2 separate regions of the Homo sapiens genome follow, and region 2 is linked to region 1. The links are chromatin loops, found by intact Hi-C in ENCODE. Cell type or tissue: heart right ventricle. All regions are shown on one strand. Links, peaks and the distances in the headings refer to the core of each region. The heading gives the core; the rest is flanking DNA.

Region 1 (8,000 bases), core at 1-8,000:
GTTCTGCTAGTAGAAGTTTCTGCTTTTGAGTTATTTTAGGTAGGGGAAATATTAAGTCATTTAGATTTGATCCATTTTATTTTTCACTCCTTGAACGTTTTCTGACTCCCGGCAAAAAACCCTACTAACAACTTCTTTAGAAGCCTGGTGTCATTTAAATCTGTGACCACTAGATGGTGCTAGACATCATTGAAATCAGGCCAGCTCTCCCCAGAGCAGTGTTCCTTAGGCATGTAAAGGGTTAACACTTGGGTTGAAATCCAATTTTAAGTAAAAACTGAAAAGAAGGAGCTTACCCTTAGGGGTGGGTGTAGTTGTGGTCTCTGTGTGCACCATTGATGGCTGTGTTGCTGGGTCCAGCCAGTACTGCCTGAAGCACCAGCAGCCTGGGTTTTGCTTTGGGAGGCCTGCGATTGGAAAGGAGGGGGGTTTCAGGTCAGCATTGACATGTGGTAGCAGGGAATGGAGGGATCTGCACAGCATCTGCCTGCCCTGATCAAGTGAGTAATTAGATTTGCATTAAAATTCAGCCCTTTGAAAAGGAGGGAAGCAAAACGATGGAAAGGTCTCTTAACTGAGGAAGTCTCTGTTCATAAAATGAAAGGGAATTTTAGAGGCATTTATCTGCCCTCCTAGATGGTGTGATTGAAGGCTCTGAGAGGCTCGGTGCCTCTTTCATTCTGCAGAGAGGTTGGGAGTAGAAAATACCGCAGATGGGTTTTAGGTGATTTAAATAGCACTTCTCCTTGCCCATGGCGCCTCAGTTTTGAAGATGGCTTAGAGGCTGTTGCAAGCCATATGATTTGTGTTTTTACTTGCAGCTTTGCAAGCCGAGAAAAGAAAAACACTAGGCTTTGGATACGATATGACATTTTTGGAAACCAGAAAACAAAACCCTAAACTAAAATGAAAAATATAGTTTAAAACTACAAATTCTGTTTTGAATCCACATTTCTGCTTGGCATAGGTAGTAATTGCTCCAAATAGCCATTTTATTACTGTTTTCTCTAATATTGGTATTTATTTAGCTGTTGGGTTAATTGGAGCAAATTTATCTTCTAGGCTCCTGTATAAACCTTGCAGTGGGCCTCCTTATCTAGGCTGAGGTCCAAAAATAATCCTTTCTGAGCATCTTTAGTTTCCAAACACTGCAAAGACCAGAAAATATTGGTTTCGTTTGTATCTAATCCTGTCACATTTGCTGAGAATTTACATTATAAATTCTGAAAAGGGAACTTAACTTTAGGTACCATTTTATGCCTTAGGATATTTATTTACCAAATTTTGAGAGTTCTGGAAAGATTAATAATATCTCAATATTTATTAGGGAATAGTTTGCTTATCCCATAGTTTTCACTGACCACTGATGTATCAAAATACCAACAAGTGCAGATTTACATGTTTCTGATAAATTGTCCTTTATAATTTTTAAAAAGTTACAAAGGACCATTTAGAAATAATTTTAGATATGCAGAAAAGTTACAAGATTAAGAATAGTATAAGGAACTCTCATCTACTCTTTTACCTATATTACTGTATTATTATTATTTTGAGGCAGGGTTTCACTCTGTTGCCCAGGCTGGAGTTGAGTGGAACGATCATAGCTCACTGCAACCTTAACCTTCTGGGCCCAGGTGATCCTCCCGCCTCAGCCTGCTGAGTAGCTGGGACCACAGGCAGGTGCCATCACACCCTGCTAATTTTTAAAAATGTTGTGGAGATTAGGTCTTTCCATGTTGCTCAGGCTAGTCTTGAACTTCTGGGCTCCAGCAGTCGTCCAACCTTGGCCTCCCAAAGTGCTGGGATTACTGGCGTGAGCCACTGCGTCTGGCCTATTGATGTGTTATTAACATGTATATCCCACTTGCTTTATCATTTACACGCCCCGTGTGTGTGTATGTATGTGTGTGTGTCTGTGTTTGTATAAACATGATTTCTTTTTCTGACCCATTTGAGAATAAGTTATGCATATATCACCATCCTCTACACCTAAACACTTAAGTGTGTTTTCTAAAATCAGGAATATTCTCTTACATAACCACAATACAACATTCAACTTCAGTAAATTTAACGTCAATATTTAAACTTTTACTTAATTTACATTCATATTCTGATTTTGTCAGTTGACCCATTTGTGTCTTTTGTAGCATTTTTTTATAAGCTAAATGACAGAGAATGATTAAAGTATAAGACGAAAGAAAGCCCCTTCAGTTCTGGTATTTCAGCACCTATCGACGTGAATCAAAGTGCCGGCTAGACGAAGGGAGCTCCCTGGTCTGGTGGACAGAGATTTGGAGGGGGAGGCAGGAACCATGTTCTTTCTCAAGTTCCACAGATGTGACTGAATGGGCCCCTAAGTTTACCACATCTTTCCCGGCTCTGTGAATTTAATGGGTGTGTATCACCTGTCATCTGTTGTTGTGAAGGTTTTTATAAAAATTGACTTGATGGGGATATGAGGCTCAGAAGAAACTGTTATAAAAATAGAGCAGTATTTTCTTATTTCCCTACTATTCCTGACTAATGTATTTAATGTGGTATGCCTGAAAGCCAAACTAAGGAGGCTTTAGAAAGACCCTGTAAGCTGTTTTCCTGCTAACGGAGCAAATGAGAGGTCTTAAAACAACTCCTTCCCATCTGTGTTTCCTTTCCATCTGGAAGTGTGCCCTGTCCTTCCCGAGGGGAAGCAGATCCACAGCGCGCATTTGCAGTGAGCCATTAGCGAGCTTTAGAAGTTTCCCAGCAAATTCCCTAGGCCCCTGAAACTGTTATGATCCATTTTGATGATAAACCAATGCTGAGAGGCTGGACTGTTTGCAATTTTTTAAAAAAGAGAGTTCGGATTTTTGAGGGTTGCTCTGAGATTTTTGGTGTAGGCTTCATTTTAAAATTATTTTCTTTTTCCTTCCATTTCTTTCTTCCCTTCCTCTTTATCCTCCTTTCTTGTTACTCACTCAGTGCTTTGCAGATCATATTCTAAAGGAACTGGACCATTTTCCACTTGAGAAGAGAAGCGAGGTGGTCATTCTGTTTTCTGCTCACTCACTGCCCATGTCTGTAAGTAAGAACATTTTCTGGGATGACCTAGTGATAGAGGATTGGGTGATTTCATTTTCTAAATGTGTAAAATGGGTCCAGCTTCCATTATGTCCTAAGCCCAGTGCAAGAATGAATTCTCAAATCTCAGACTTGGTGCTAACTAGCCTCACTTCTTAAAACCTCGTAACAATGAATTCAAATTATAATGTTGTAAATAGATCTTTTCCTCTTTTCTTTTTTTTGAAACAGAGTCTTGCTGTGTCACCCAGGCTGGAGTGCAATGGTGCAGTCTCGGCTCACTGCAACCTCCACCTCATGGGCTCAAGCAGTTCTCTTGCCTCAGCCTCCCAAGTAGCTGGGATTACAGGCACCCACCACCATGCCTGGCTAATTTTTTGTATTTTTAGTAGAGACTGGGTTTCACCATGTTGGCCAGGCTGGTCTCAAACTCCTGACCTTAGGTGATCCACCCGCCCAGGCCTCCCAAAGTACTGGGATTTCAGGTGTGAGCCACCACACCCAGCTCCTCTTTTCTTTAAAATGATAACTTGAAGATATATATAAGACTTTCTAATAAGTGGGACAGTTAAGAGAAGGCTGCTTTTGCCTGCCCTGTCAGCAGAGCTCAGCTTGATGTTTCTGTGTGTTGAGTGGGGGGGTCTCCATTCAGACAAGCGCTCTCAATCCCATGCTTTTGTCCTCAGGACTTGTTAGGCAGCCATTGCAGTTTGCTAAGACTCAGGACCACATTTTTGCAAGTGAATATAGAGGATCAAGTTGGGATCTGGCTGTTCCTTAGTTCATCATATTACACTAGGCTATTCATCCAGATGCTACAATCTGTGCCATAGCTGTTGTATTGTTGGAAACAAGAATGATCAAGCTAGTGTACTGTATGATATATAGAAGCGCTTGGAATAAGCAACCAGTTTCATCTGCTCAGAACTAGCATTCTATCCTAAAACCAGTGCTTTCCAACCCAGAGAGGTGGATAATTACATCTTCACAGGGGTGATTGAGGTTTTAACAATGTCGGGAATGGAGTCAGCCTCAGTGTCTGGGCCACTCTTGTAACTGGGCCTTACCGCCCCCTGGTGGCTACTAGGGCCAAGCCTCTGCAGATTTTCCACTCATCGTCTCTGCTGGGCCTCGTGTGGACGGTAGGAGGCTCTGAAGATAAATTCCTCTCTTCTGGAAGCCTGCCTATTTTAATGGGTTTGCTTTTCCTTTTCTGGTGTCATGCAATCCTTTTCACATGTCCATCCTCCTGCCACTTCATCCTATGTAAGGTGAGACCTCGCCTGAGATGCCAGAAGGGAAGCCCTTGAACCAGCCTGGAGCAAACACATTTGCTTTGCTTTTTTTTTGAGACGGGTCTTGCTCTGTTGCCCAGGCTGGAGTGCAGTGATGCGATCACAGCTCACCGTAGCCTCCACCTCCTGGGTTCAAGCGATTCTCCTGCCACAGCCTCTTGAGTACCTGGGACCACAGGCACACGCAACCACGCCTGGCTAATTTTTTGTATTTTTAGTAGAGACGGGGTTTCCCCATGTTGCCCAGGTTGGTCTCAACCTCAAGTGAGCCACTCACCTTGGCCTCCCAAAGTGCTGGGATCACAGGCATGAGCCACCGTGCCTGGCTGAAACCCATTTTTGTATGTGGGGATTCCGGTGCTGCCTTGCCTCCTCTGACCGTGGCCTCACTTCCTTATTCTTTCACCTGGGGACGGAGCACGCTGCTTCCAGGTTTGGCTGCTGGAGCGTCCTTGTGGGACCGGGAAATGCCACAGTGTCATAAGGATAAGTCAGGTATGGGGAGGACATTGGAGAGTTGAGAAAGAACACTGATCTAGCACACTCTTCTCTTCCCCTGCGTTCCCTTCTGACAACTTTTTAAACTTTATTTTGAAGAAATTTTTAGACTTACAGAAAACTGATTAAAAGAGTACAGAGTTAAAAGAGTACATATACCCTCTACTCAGCCTCTCCCAGTGTTAACATCTTACACAACCACTGTACAGTTACCAACGCTGAGAAACCAGCGCTGGTACAATACTATTAACTGCACTCCAGGCTTCATGTGGATGCCACTTGTGTTTCCAAAAATGTCCTTTTTCTCTCCCAGGACCCAGTCCAGGGTCCCACACTGTGTGTGGCTGTGGGGTTTCCTCAGCATCCTCCAATCTGTGACAGTCCTGATACTTGGCTTGTCTTTCATCAGCTTGACTTTTTTTTTTTTTTTTTTTTTTTTTTGAGACAGGGTCTCACTCTGTCACTCAGGCTGGTGTGCTGTGGTGCAGTCACGACTCACTGCAGCCTCGACCTACCAGACTTGGGTGAGCCTCTCACCTCAGCCTCCCGAGTGACTGGGACTACAGGTGCACACCACCACACCCAGCTAATATTTGTATTTTTTGAAGAGACAGGGTTTCACCATGTTGCCCAGTCTGGTCTCGACCTCCTGGGCCCAGGTGATCCACCCACCTCAGCCTCCCAAAGCGCTGAGATTGTAGGTGTGAGGCGCCACGCCCCACCACACGTTGATATTTCTGAGGAGTCATTTTTAGGATGTCAGTTGTTTTCTGGTGCGTCCCTCCATCTGGGTTCGTCTGAAGTTTTCTCATGATTAGGTTGCGGTGATGCATCATTGGCAAGAACCCACAGGGGTGCGGGGCCCTGCTCTGTGCCTCACACCCGGGGGTCTGTGATGCCAGCGTGCTTTTCTACTGGTGATGTGATCCCTGGCCACTTGTTTAAGGGTGTGTCTGCTGTGTTGATCCATCCTAAAATTACTATTTTTCTCTTTGTAATTAAAAATATCTTGGAGGAGATACTTTAAGACAATACAGAGATTTTGTTATTTCCTAGCATCCATGGGTAGATCGTGTTTGTAGTAATTACCACATTGCTGTCCTAATGGCAACTTTGTGTTTCCTTCATTCCATCTACATTTATGCCTCCCATGGCTTTTAAACAGACCAGTAGTAATAATCATAAAATAATTTGTCAGTATATATATATAATTTTTTGTTTTCGAGATGGAGTCTTGCTCTGTCACCCAGGCTGGAGTGCACTGGTGCAATCTCGGCTCACTGCAGCTTCCGCCTCCTGAGTTCAAGTGATTCTTCTGCCTCAGCCTCCTGAGTAGCTGGAATTATAGGTGTGCGCCACCACACCAGGCTCATTTTTGTATTTTTAGTACAGACAGGGTTTCACCATGTTGGTGAGGCTGGTCTCGAACTCCTGACCTCAGGCGATCAGCCCACCTCAGCCTCCCAAAGTGCTGGGATTACAGGCGTGAGCCACTGCGCCCCATCTATCAGTATATTTCATTTCACCAATATTTATTGAGCACCTGCTATATTCCAGGCACTGTTTCCAGCCATATCATAGGATATGGGAATGAAGAAAACAGAGAAAAATCTTTGTTTGCAGAGAGTAGGGAGAAAAGATAATAAACATAATACATATGAAAATGGTATGGTAGATTAGCAGGCAATATATGTTATAGAAGAAAATAAAGCCAGGTGAGGGCTAGGGAGTCAGTACACAGTAAATATTTAAAGCATTAAAATTTGCATTGAAAATTTTCAAAGGTATTAACAAGGGATCATGTATGAAACATTTGCTGTGCACAAAGTGTTTGCCTGTTGTCCATTGTTGCAGGAAGAGTGGGGAGAGAGGAAGTGGAAGGTGCAGGTCACACTCTTGGAGGTGCCTGTAACCTGCAGTGATGTGCTGCTGCTTTCCTCCTCTAATTCCACCAGGGTTTACCATAAATCCAGCAGTTCTGTACATTGTCCATGCAGCACTGTTTCAGTTCCTGTTGTGAAATCAACTACACACATGACCACCAGGGTAGAAGTTCCCATCCTGCCCAGCTTTTCTGTGTCTTCTTCATCTATTGGATGAGGGAGAGAGAACCATCCTCTTTAGTTAGATCTTGTGAGTCCCCCATGAATAACGTGGAACATGGAATTCTCCACCCTCTTAGGGACCTTAGAGATGATTGACTGCGGTGTTTTTCTTTGGCTGATGAAGAAGTGGAACTAAGGAAGTTTGGTGATTGAACTCAGACCATATCATCATTGGTGCAGGAGACAGAAAGGGAGGGCTTTGTTCCAGGGCTCACACTGTGTCAGCACATAGTCAGAGGCTCTCGGGGCCTTCCCAGTGTTAATGGCTGAACACCCATTGTGTCTCTGCTGCAGGTGGTCAACAGAGGCGACCCATATCCTCAGGAGGTAAGCGCCACTGTCCAAAAAGTCATGGAAAGGCTGGAGTACTGCAACCCCTACCGACTGGTGTGGCAATCCAAGGTAAGTGGCTTCCACACTGGCGGGCGGCCAGCTCTTATTGGTAAAATTTATTTTATGAGTTATAAAATGGTTAGATTTGGCTCTTACACATGGTCAGGCTCTTCCATAACCTGATTGCTCACCATGGGCAGAAAGAACTCTGCAAGCGAGTAAGATAGAAGGGGAAATCAAGTGACTCGTGGAGCTCCATTGGTTTAATATTTTACCTTTAGCTGCAATGACAGAAACTGTTATTTATTTATATTGAGGCAACTTCTAGGATTCAAGTTTCCATGTGAAAATATCAAAATCCATTCAAGCAGGTGTAAAGAGTGGCTCTTGCCCGCAGTGGGCAGTGCGTGTGCCCAGGGGGGCAAACAGGGGTACTACAGACCGTCAGGAGGCATAGTCCACTTACGCATTCGTCTATCTTTCGCATAGGTTGGTCCAATGCCCTGGTTGGGTCCTCAAACAGACGAATCTATCAAAGGGCTTTGTGAGAGGGGGAGGAAGAATATCCTCTTGGTTCCGATAGCATTTACCAGTGACCATATTGAAACGCTGTATGAGCTGGACATCGAGTACTCTCAAGTTTTAGCCAAGGAGGTAAATGCACCCATCTGCCTTTTTCCCATCATGACTTGTTTTAAAAGGAAATTTTTTC
Region 2 (11,340 bases), core at 1,449-9,448, 690 kb after region 1:
GAAGACACGGGAAGTGGAGAGCTTTACAATACACGATGAGGTCTGAGAAGATGGAAATATGGCAGAAAGATTTGAGATATCATATCCTAAGTTCTTTTAAAAATTACTGATGAAAACAAAACAGAACAAAACAACCCTGGTAACAAAAGTAGATACAGCCTTTCCAGAAGCTGACTTTAAAAAACTTCTGGAGGACACGACTTTATAGTATACACTTTAAATTCCATTGTTTAGCTGTGCTGAAAGGCACAAAAAAATCTGGATGTTGGCAAGAAGACCTAGTTGAGTCTAAGAAATGGAAATTATAGGATATTATAAAGAATCTAATAATTTAAAAAGAACTGAGTGAGAAAGTGGCTTAACGTATGTAAGGGAAAAAGGAGGATTGGTTATCTAGAAAACTAAGATGGTAACACCAGAGTATTACTTACTTGGATTCCTAAAATGTTTGGTGCAATTATGAGTATAAAAAAGATTTCTTCTTGTTGCTGTTATGGTTTCTTAGCTTCCGCACATCACACTTTATTCTTTTTCTTTTTTTAAAGTTAGTTCTGGATGTTTGCCATTCACTTTTAGGTAGTGTACAGAAAGGAAAAATCGAAAAGGAGTCCACAGATAATAGATTTATCTTTAAAACTATTCTAATTGCTCACGTAAAAGTTTAGTTATGAAACATTTTCTTAATTTGTTGAATTTTGTATAGGATATTTCAGATCACATGCAGGTTGATTAATAATGATGCCCCTCCAATGTTACAAATTATTTTGTCATGATAAATCATATTTTGTGAATTATATTTCTTATAAAATATTTTAAATTAATAATTAAAATATCTTCTAGTCTGATACCAAAGTATGCATTTCTCTCTCTTCATGGAAAGTTTTAGTTTTTTAAAGACAGAGAGGAAATGTCAGTAAAAAGTATTAGCAGGTATATGCTATTACAGATTCAAAGTGTGACACCAATCTGTGATAGCTATGGTAACTAAAGGGGGAAAAAAACCACCTAAATGCGTAACCATACTAAGAAGAAAAAAAAATCAATAATCATTGCCTCTGTGTTTAGAAGAACCTTAATTCTAGAAAAAGTGATATTTAACATTTTGATAATCTGTATCTCAGGATATGCATTTAAAACCAACTTTGTTTATGTATAAGAACAGGCACAAGGAGGAAAAGCTCTGTGGCACAGCATCTAGATTCACATACTATATATTTTACTCTTTACATAGTATTCTTGAAACAGGAAGCAAACCAAGCTCCCCTCCCCCATGTCTCAGCAAGAGCATGCTCCATAACAATAGTTCAAAGGAAAGCTCTATTCTGCAGTTGCACTGATTGTTCTGTCAGCTGACCTCTGCAGAAGGGAATTGCTAACCGCTGCCTTGCTCCTTAGCTGACAAATGAATGATCGCAGCTCCATCTATTTTCACTATGGCTGCCTCTAGCCCAGGTGCTCAGACAGAGAGCCTGGTGTGACATCTTAGATCAAGATGAATTGGCACAAACTCCTGATTCAAGATTGTTTTATACCATTTAATTTAGTTTCTTCCCCTGCTTGGATGAGCACAGCTCTGGTTATGGATTTCTATTCTAATGTACTGAAGCAGGCCCTGAAAGAAGCCAATGAAGCAGCTGCTGGAGCACGGGACTGCAGGGATACTGATCAATAGGCAAGGCATTGACCCCAGCCGTTCAGCCTCTGCAATGGCCACTGCTTGAAGCGGGAGGGGGCACAGAAGCACATATGGGCTGCTTCCAGTAGGAAATTAAACAACAGGGGCATTTGGTGAGCTCCGCCTCCATCCCTGGTCCCCCACCTTCTTTATGTTCCTTTTGTTTAATTGCCTCAATTTTGTCTTAACTCCCACTCCAGGGGAAGGAATTAAGACTTTAGGGAAGTTTTAACAGTGTACTTTCAAACAATCATTTGTAAATTTTATCCCTAAGCTAATGGAAAGAATTGTAACAGGTACCCTCTGCTAAGTGGCCAAAATATGAAATCTTAATTAGCTGTCAAGTACATCACTTGGTGTAGTTTAAAGGTTGGCATGTACATAGGCTCATAAGAACACCGCCCAACTGGCAATTAACACTACTGATGCTGAAATTCTACAGTATGTAATTTTTATCAGTATTCAAATCTAAAAAGATGATAGCCCTTCATTAACAAGGAAAGAGGTAAAAAAGAACAAGGAAAGGAGTCCCTAAAGGAGACACTGACTGATTAGTGTTTCTATAAGGGAGAGATGCCCATCCTGCTACTGTTCTAAAAATAACACAGCAATTTCTCATTCCTATAATTTTTCAAATTTGGAAATATCTTTAAATTATTGGCTTGCCTGTACTTTCTGTTAACAGAAGAAATATGTAACTAGTTGCAATGTTTTCCTACAAATAAAATGACAACCAAATGGAAGATTTTGAGATATTAAAAATAAAATAATTCTGTAAAAGTAAACCTTTCTACAGTTTCATTTGTCTCATGAAAATTTGGTATTTTTTTTCCAGAGACATGCCTCCATTTAATCATGCTAAGGGGTGACATGGAGATCCATTTTCTTGACAGGACGGTTGATCACCCTATCACAGTAAGAAAATTAATACCTTCAACTAGCCCTGTGTGGAAAAGAGAAGCTATATGCGATGGTAAAGGACATTAATGTTCTACATTTTAAGTTGCAAACAGAATACATGTTCTGTGTGAAAATGATACGTGGTCTCATTATTGGGTTACTTATAACAAAATATGAGGCTTTAATTTTGATTAAAACAACAATTTACTTGACAGAGTGTTCTTCAAATGTACGTAATTGTCTTCAGATTTAGCATAATTGACTCTAGATTTACACAAACTGGAGTAAACACTTTACTTACAGCTTAACTAGAATACAGGTAAAATATTTGAGAAGTTTAAGCTATTTAAAGGGCTATGAGGTATTGATTACTTCATTTAAAAAGCAGTCAGAGAGTGCAACCAAGAGGTCAAGATAAATTTAACAGTTTGAAGCACTTTACTAAATAACTCTAAAGATCATGTTAATTGGCTTTGTGCAGTGCTAGGGTAAAATTAATTTTATCCTGGCTTACAATAAAAGGATTAAAAGACATATTAAGTTCTTCAGTTTTAACTGGAATAGGAATCAATGGATTTGAATTAAGGCTAAAGGCGGTTTTATGAGAGATGGACTACTAGCAGATACTTTATATGTGCTATTGAGCCATATATTGATGGGGCTTTATTATTGCATTAGGTATTAAAACCTTAGATAAGTAGATACCACCAATTTACTACTCCGAGAATACTTTCAGAACTGTGCTTTGACCTGAAAAAACTGTTCTTAAACATTCAATTCTTTATTTAGAAATGAGTGTCATAATACTTGTTACAGCTGACATATATAAGTAAATTTCTAGTAAAAATTAAAATAATGCGGTTGAATTCAGTCAGAACTCCCGTCAAGATAATAACCATATTGAAAACATAAACTATAAAATAAACATGTCATTAGGATTTTTTTAACCCAACACATTATATTAAGATTTGTGTTAACATAACAATTTTATGCCAGAAATTTCTGGCACAAGATGGAGTCCAAACGAAATTCACAATGATACAAATATTGTCTAAATTTAGTATAAATTGCAATATACCCTAAAAACCTTTTGAAAGGTCAGAAATGTCTATTGGTTCATGATAAATAAAAATAAACAATAAAAGTGTTTCTTTACTTTTAAATATTTAATAATATGTTTGAGAATCATACGTGTACAAAGATAATTTGGTTTTACTATTTGCTGCCTCCAAAGTGAAAAATACAATTTGCATTTAATAAGACATAGTTTTAAAAATAACCGTGACTTTGTAAGACTTTACATAAATGACTAGAAAAACAGTGAGCTGTAAGATCTCACAGCAGAAAACTAAATGGCAACATGTAGAGACTAAAATAATTTGGATTAAGCTAGAAAATACTTTCTATTATGGTTTTTTAGAGCCTTGTTTTATTTGTAATAAAGTGTATTTGCTAATATTAGATTTTGATTAATTATTAAAGAGCAAGAGCAAACTTAGCAAAGTGAACTTTGTTAATACTGACATTCTGGAGAACAAGCGAACTTTCAGACTTAAGACACGATTTACTATGTACAATGTCTGCATATAGTCAAAATAAATAGTCTGAGCACATCATTCAGAGCCCTACAAATGTTAGTCAATAAAGCTGCAAAAGATTTCTATTTTCAGACCAGTAAAATATTCTTCTAAAATTTTCATTTTATTTCTATTTTCTCAGTCCCAAGGATATTTTAAATGTGATATGGCATTATCAGCACACACTGACTATAAAAAGCATATATAAAACTGTATACTGTATTGAGTTTAAAACAATACATGATAGTGAAATGTGTCCAATCAAAATATATTTCAAACTAGATCTTCAAAAGTGAGTTACATTCAAATTGTCTTTAGATGTACTTTAATCAAAATAACTTTACCTTTCTCCTGACTACTATCCAAATTGAGGCTGGGCATGGTGGCTCACACCTCTAATTCCAGTACTTTGGAAGCTGAGGCAGGAAGATTGCTTCAGCCCAGGAGTTCAAGGTCAACCTGGGCAACAGAGCAAGACCCCATCTCTAAATTAATTAATTAATTGATACACCTGGCTGCCTAATGGAATATTAACAATTTTTAAGATCTATCTTTTTAATTATCATTGTATGCTGGTAATCAAATATGTTAATTCTATATTTACATACATAAATACATTGCATGTACATAATTATACATCTACACATAAGTATATAGCATTCTTAGTGAAGGTACCAAGACATGATACCTAAGCAAGCTAGAACTACACTTTTGAGATTTTTTTAAAACATGTTTTAGAATTATAATGAGAAAAATGTTGGCCCTCAGTGGAGTTTTCACAGTGTAAATAAGTTGTTTCCATATATGTATGGCTCAAACATTTTCCATACCTACTTGTTATTCTTAGGGTTGCTTAAAGTAGGGATAAAGTACAATACCATAAAAATGTCAAATTTTATCAGATATATAACAATAGTCTTTCAAAATAGCTTGCTAACAATAGGAAAAAAATCTTAAAAACAAACAAAAATCTGTTAATATTCATTTTTAAAACACTTTGGCTTTAAAAGAACTTAAAATGCTACATAAGTCATCCAATGTACCCCAAGTCTTTGAAGTCAAATACTTCAAAGCTAAATTTGTTAAATGGGAACACACAAAGACATAGATTGGTGATAATCCAGCTTGGGAGAAAGGACCCAAGATCTCGCTGTCCTGGTGGTGAATCCAGGTTTCATAGGCTCATGTGGAGGATGTATGTTGTGGATCCATGCCATTGTAAATGTATGTAATTAAGTTCTTTTCCTAAACCAAATGTGTTTATATGAATATTATATATTATTTTCATTTGTTGGCATAACTTAGAGCTCTGCAATTTCTACAAAATATGTCAAATAAATTTTAGTGATACAAAAAAATAAAATTGTACATGGTTGTATGGCCAACATGTAAATTTCAACCTGTGCACCTAAAGTAAATAAAATAAAGTTTTTAAGTTTTCTGTGTCTTCTTCTTTGCCTCCTATCAAGAAAATGAACTGATTAAAAATGGCTGTCATAGGGCACTTCCACATTTACTTTCAAATTTTCACATTATTATCAAAGCTACTGTGTGTATAGCTAATCTTGTGTTAGCGGCATAGATTTTCCCCCACTGTATTAAACACATATTTGAGTTACTTTGTGACACATCTGCCAATGTTTTCCTCACATCTACTGACAGAACATATGGAATTTGCTCCCCAAATCTAAGAGGCTTTTGCTGCTGGTGTTGCTGCTGTGTTACTTCCCCACTCACTTGAAAACTGAAGTAAACAAACATGCTATTAATTTGTATGTATGCACGATAGCCCCCTGCTGGAACACAATAGGTTCTGCAAATGCATATTTCTTTCTGCAGCTGCTGATTAAGCCATTCTGAAATAATGCCTCTTGTATACACATGTATTACATGTGTGTGCAGTTGACAAAATAGACAAAGCTATTTTCCATTAAATCAGATAAATGCAAAATATATGACCACTCTAAAATGATTTTCTTTTTCAAAGAAATAATCACTCCTCTGAAGGTGTGTCAATTATTTTGATAATTATAAATCTTAAGCTTTGAGGGCAATTCACATGTTTTTCAAGTAATTCATGAAACAATTTCTTATTTTTCACAAAGATCCTGTCCTATACCTATTTTCCTACCATCTGCATCATCTTATATTTCCCTTTATTCTCTACCTGAATAACAAGTTAATTTTTTTCTTTGCCTTTACTATTAGGGCAAACATTCTCAGTTTGAAAGGAAATTGAGATTTTAGTAATCCCAAGTATCTAAGGCAGCTAAGTAATCAGAAGTCTTATAGGTAAAAACTATCTCCAAAAACGTCTAACTTTTTTGCTTCAATTGACCTTTCAAAGGTGAATCTGATACACATGGCAAATTTAAGAAACTACAAATTGTAACACTGAGACCATTATTCGCATTTCCATGAGAAAAGGAATATTTCAGAAACACAGTGGGTAGTGACTTGTAAAATTATACAAATCTGAAAACACAGCATATCATTCTCAGATATTTTCTCATACAGTTACTACTTAGAAAAAGAAACTCTGGCAATGAGATTTACTTATAAAAATAGCGGGGTAGACATGGTACGTTTCTGTAAAAGATCAAATAGAAAACATGAGACAACATTTGGTGGACTGGTAGAATACCTCCTATGAAGATTTTATATCTGTGCATTTCAGCATAGTAAGAAATAAATAAACCTAAGGTCATTTTTATTTATAAAATGACAAATCATTTACTGGATTCACTTAAAACATATTTTCACCTGGGTCATTACCAACTCAGTGATATAAAACTGAGATGAAAAAGGCCTTGCTCTACTTCTGAGCCATTAACAAGTACATCTGTTCATTTATAAGGAGTATCTGTAGTATTCATTTTTTTAAATTATATCGCAATAATAAAACAATGACATGTGACTAAAAGTGACCATTTTTTAAAGGTTCGTTTGGAGTAAATTAGAACCTCTAAAGGATCTCTAGCTTTGAAAAATGATCACCTTATTTTACGTTATTTTTTCTTCTGCTTTCTTTACTGTAAGTGAGATGTTAAGTAGAAATAAAGGAGCATAGTTAGGGGCAACATAGTATCTTGGAAATTAATGCCCACACCTTTGTGGTACCTAGTTGTTATTTGGCAAATTTTTTTCATAGACCTTTTTCTATATACATAATTTCTTTTACTATATACCTTTTCAAATGAGCATATAGAGATATAAAAATGTACTAATATTCTCTTTCCTGTAACTACTTTATAGGATTTCCTATTATCTAGTTAATTTCATTTCGAATTTGGCTCTGAGTTGCCTCTGTTGCAAATATCAGACTGAAACAGCTTTCAGTCCTTGAATTTTTTGCACAATTATTCCAATGTTTAACTTAGCACATATGCCTAGAGATACTGAATATCTAACTCATTCATGTATTACAACTATGGATTTGGAAATGCTACTACTCCTGAAATAAACAGTAGGGGAAAAGTTTAATGTTTGCCTAGATATGTATGTAGTCAGATACTCAGGTTTATAAGATGTCATGCCATTTTTCCAAAACTAATTTTAAAACAAATCTGTTTCTGCTATGATACAACATAATCGTTTCCTCAAAATCCTCCCTATCTATCTCCCTCCCAATGATTTGAATCATTAGGTTACTCTGGAATTGTGAAGAGACGGCTTTCTAATCTCTAGTCTTTTATTAAGACAGAGATAACAGCATATGTAAAAACCTGGAAAATATATATGTATTGATGTTTGGTAAACATACATCCTCAAGATGGCTATTATTGTACTTAAACTGCTCTGAGATTTTTAAAAAAATTTTATGCTGGGCGTGCTGACTCATGCCTGTAATCCCAGCACTTTAGGAGGCCAAGGCAGGCAGATGGCTTGAGCTCAGGAGTTCGAGACCAGCCTAGGCAACATGGTGAAACCACATTTCTACTAAAAATACAAAAGAAATAAAAAAAATTAGCCAGGTGTGGTGGTGAGTGCCTGCAGTCTCAGCTGCTCAGGAGGCTGAGATGGGAGAATCGCTTGAGCCCAGGGGGCGGAGGTTGCAGTGAGCTGTTATTGTGCCACTGCACTCCAGCCTGGGCAACAGAGTGAGACCCTGCCTCAAAAATAAATAAATAAATAAATAAATAAATAAGTAAGTAAATAAAGTTGTTGCATAATAGATGTACATATTTTCAGGGTATATGTGGTAATTTAATACATTCATGTAATTTGTAAAGATCAAATGAGTGTAACTGGGATATTCATCACCTTAAATATTTGTCTTTTCTTTATGCTAGAAATGCTCAGATTCTTCTCTTCCAGTTATTTCAAAATATACAATAGGCTCTGAGACTCTCTGGCAGGACAAAAAAAGGAACATAAAGTCAAGAGGAGATAAACTTTACTGAAAACTCCTACCACCACTGCCATAAAATCACCAGTGTCAGTGTCACGAATATTTTGCCATATAAGAGCTGAACACAGACAAAAGCAATCCAAAGCAAGAATTTAATATGTGCTTATCATTTCTCTGAAACATAATTTCTCCTATTAGCAAAAGAAAAAATAATTTATCTAATACTTAATCCAATGTTTTTGATTTCTAAAAAATACTCAATAAGAAATAGTATTTACTCATAGAAAAAAAATCTTTCGAAATATGTTAAAGATAAAAAGTTCCTCCATTTTAAAAACATCAACAAAAAAACTGAAGTCCACCTTTTACTTAAGGTGATTCATATACCTCCTAATACTGTATTTGTTATAATGACATAATTATATGCCTACTACAATCACTTTCCAGATTCATTAAAAAAAAACAGAAAAACTATTAAGATTTAAAAAAACAAAAAACATATTGGAAGCTGAGTGTGTAAAGCATCTCTTAGGTCCAAGGTAAGATGACTGGCTGAATTTTAAAATTTTAGAGAAAAAAGGAGATTACAGAGCTGCTCTTTTAATCAGAACAACAGATATTTTATAGATAAGGAAAGTTAAGTATGTGAAGTGTTCAAGCCACAAGGTGAAGGGCACAAACAGAGTGGGCATTCCTGGCAACATCATTCTGGATGGATCACCAGAATCTTCACTGACCTACAATCTCAGTGTTTACTGCATAGAAATTAGTTAATATTTGATGCCTATGCCAACATGAATCTCTATTATGTATCTTCAAATCTTGTATAGTTTTAAATGTTCCTTAAAAAATAATAAGCAAGCAAAATTTATAATTAGAAAAAAGTCTTAAAAAAAGTTTTGGACCATGGTATCTAATGTTATATATATTTAGTACAAAGCTATCTAAAAAATGTAGAAAATGCCAGAAGAGATATTCTATCAAGCATATGAACTACATTAAATTGTTTTTATATGAAAGATAAATATGAAATACTGAAACATACCAAAAACAAAGTACTGAGCATCAATGCATTACCATACAGAAATCAAATACTTAAATGATTTAACAGAATAAAATCAGCATGCCTTCCACAGAAACATCAACCATTTCCACAGAAGAAAAATTTCTCCAAATACAATATATGGTCAATAACACTAATTCAAAATATGAATTAAACATTAATTTCTCTACATAAACCTTCCTGTAAGTTGTCTACTATAAACATGCATGTACAAATATTTTCAAAAGTCACATACTGCACCTCAGAATACTGCAAATAAATTCATAATCATTTCTGAAGTTTACTGTGTAATATCAAACAATAGCTAAGAATCAACATAAGGGTTAAGACAATCATTTTCTACTGCATACTAGTGCTATTCTAAGCCGATAGTGTGTTTAAATCCACACCAATGAAATCAATACAGCACTGTTGTATTCAAGGTGAGACCAAATAAACCTGTCTGAAGCTTTGAGAAATAGGCTTTGCAGTATACTTTGAGTGCTAAATGCCTTTCAGTCCAGAGATGTCATTAAATAATCATTAGCCATCATTCACTCTTCCTAAAAAGCTTAACACCTAAACTTGTTCAGCATCCACTACAACATTAGTATAGACTACCAAGTAAGTACTTATTAGCACTTAGAGATGTTTCAACCACTCTTTTTAAACATGTATCACTTTTTCAAAAAAGACTGCAAAATATTAATACATATTTACCGCTGGATTAGAGTGCATTGGATACAAATGATTAGTAAAAAGGATATCAATGTAATGATCGGTCTTGTTTGGATAACATGGCATAACCTCACAGAGCTACAATCAACTCTTTCCTGGTTAATCTATCAAAATAAAACCCAGTGTCTTTCTTCTCATTGAGTATCATATATTATTCAGTACCACATATATGTCAAATGAAATTAAGTTAATAATGATAGAGAATTCATCAGGAGGCAATCTTGGCTTTGATCCTGAATGTATTTTAAAATAATGCTTCCTTTATCAATGCTATTCATATCTCAATTTCAATATATGATCATCTCAATTGCTGAATATCTACTATAATGGACCCTGCATTATTTTAGATATCATGAAGTAGAGAGACAAAATTAAGATATATTTATCTTCTATTACCCGAGAGGTTAAATACATAACACAGAATGATCTTTATTTAGTAATGTTATTAGATCAAATGTATAAATTTGATGGTCACGGTAATTTTTTCTGTACTGGTAACAAGTTAATTTTTGTATGCTATTATACTAATCCTCTCCATTTCAAGTTAATGTTAATGAAAATGTCATTTTCGCAAGACATTAAATTGTTCTTCATTTTTAAAAGCTCAAACAAAAATATATGGCCAGATACTTATGATCTCATTTACAGTTTTATAACATCACTTTCAATTTAATACAGATTTCAAGCTAAGTGAGAGTCATGACATTATATAAACATTTCATTTAACCAGATGATATTTGATATTTTCCCAGAAGTATTTAAGTAACTAAAAACAAATAAAAGTATATTTTAGCTATTAGGTTTTTTAAATACACATTGTATAAATATAAACTGTAATATTTAGAAATGTTCTAGTATTCTAATTATCATAAGTCCATTTGATGCTTTTTCTTTTTTCTCTCAAGAGCACAACATAAAATTTCAATTGCTAAGATATGAGCAAGTAAAATATTACTTGGATAGTTTGGTAAATGTAGTATCACAATATTATATTTCAATTTATAAAACATTTTAAGCCTCAGAAATTAAAGAAGATAACATTATATAAAACCAAAAC

What was found. Peaks named below come from ENCODE experiments on the same cell type or tissue, not always from the same donor. Only the 100,000 strongest peaks of a DNase experiment are listed, where the experiment ranks them.
Region 2: a loop joins it to region 1, with 3 times the contacts of the local background. A loop is called at or near these places in 31 of 110 quality-filtered maps.

Annotation. Positions count from the first base shown.
Region 1 is chr18:57,554,202-57,562,201 of GRCh38, reverse strand. FECH (ferrochelatase) reads left to right here. Exons shown (of 11, transcript NM_000140.5): 7 at 2,959-3,057; 8 at 7,250-7,357; 9 at 7,778-7,942. Among named protein-coding and RNA genes, the nearest start is that of FECH, 28 kb to the left of the region's middle. In heart right ventricle, for the core only: CTCF peaks have their summits at 174 (motif pointing right), 3,940 and 4,140 (motif pointing left); a DNase peak (open chromatin) is centred at 2,659.
Region 2 is chr18:56,863,970-56,875,309 of GRCh38, reverse strand. The region is part of intron 20 of WDR7 (WD repeat domain 7); the gene reads right to left. Among named protein-coding and RNA genes, the nearest start is that of WDR7-OT1, 170 kb to the left of the region's middle. RefSeq lists an enhancer at 1,000-1,588. In heart right ventricle, for the core only: a CTCF peak has its summit at 5,950 (motif pointing left); no DNase peak of the experiment used is centred there.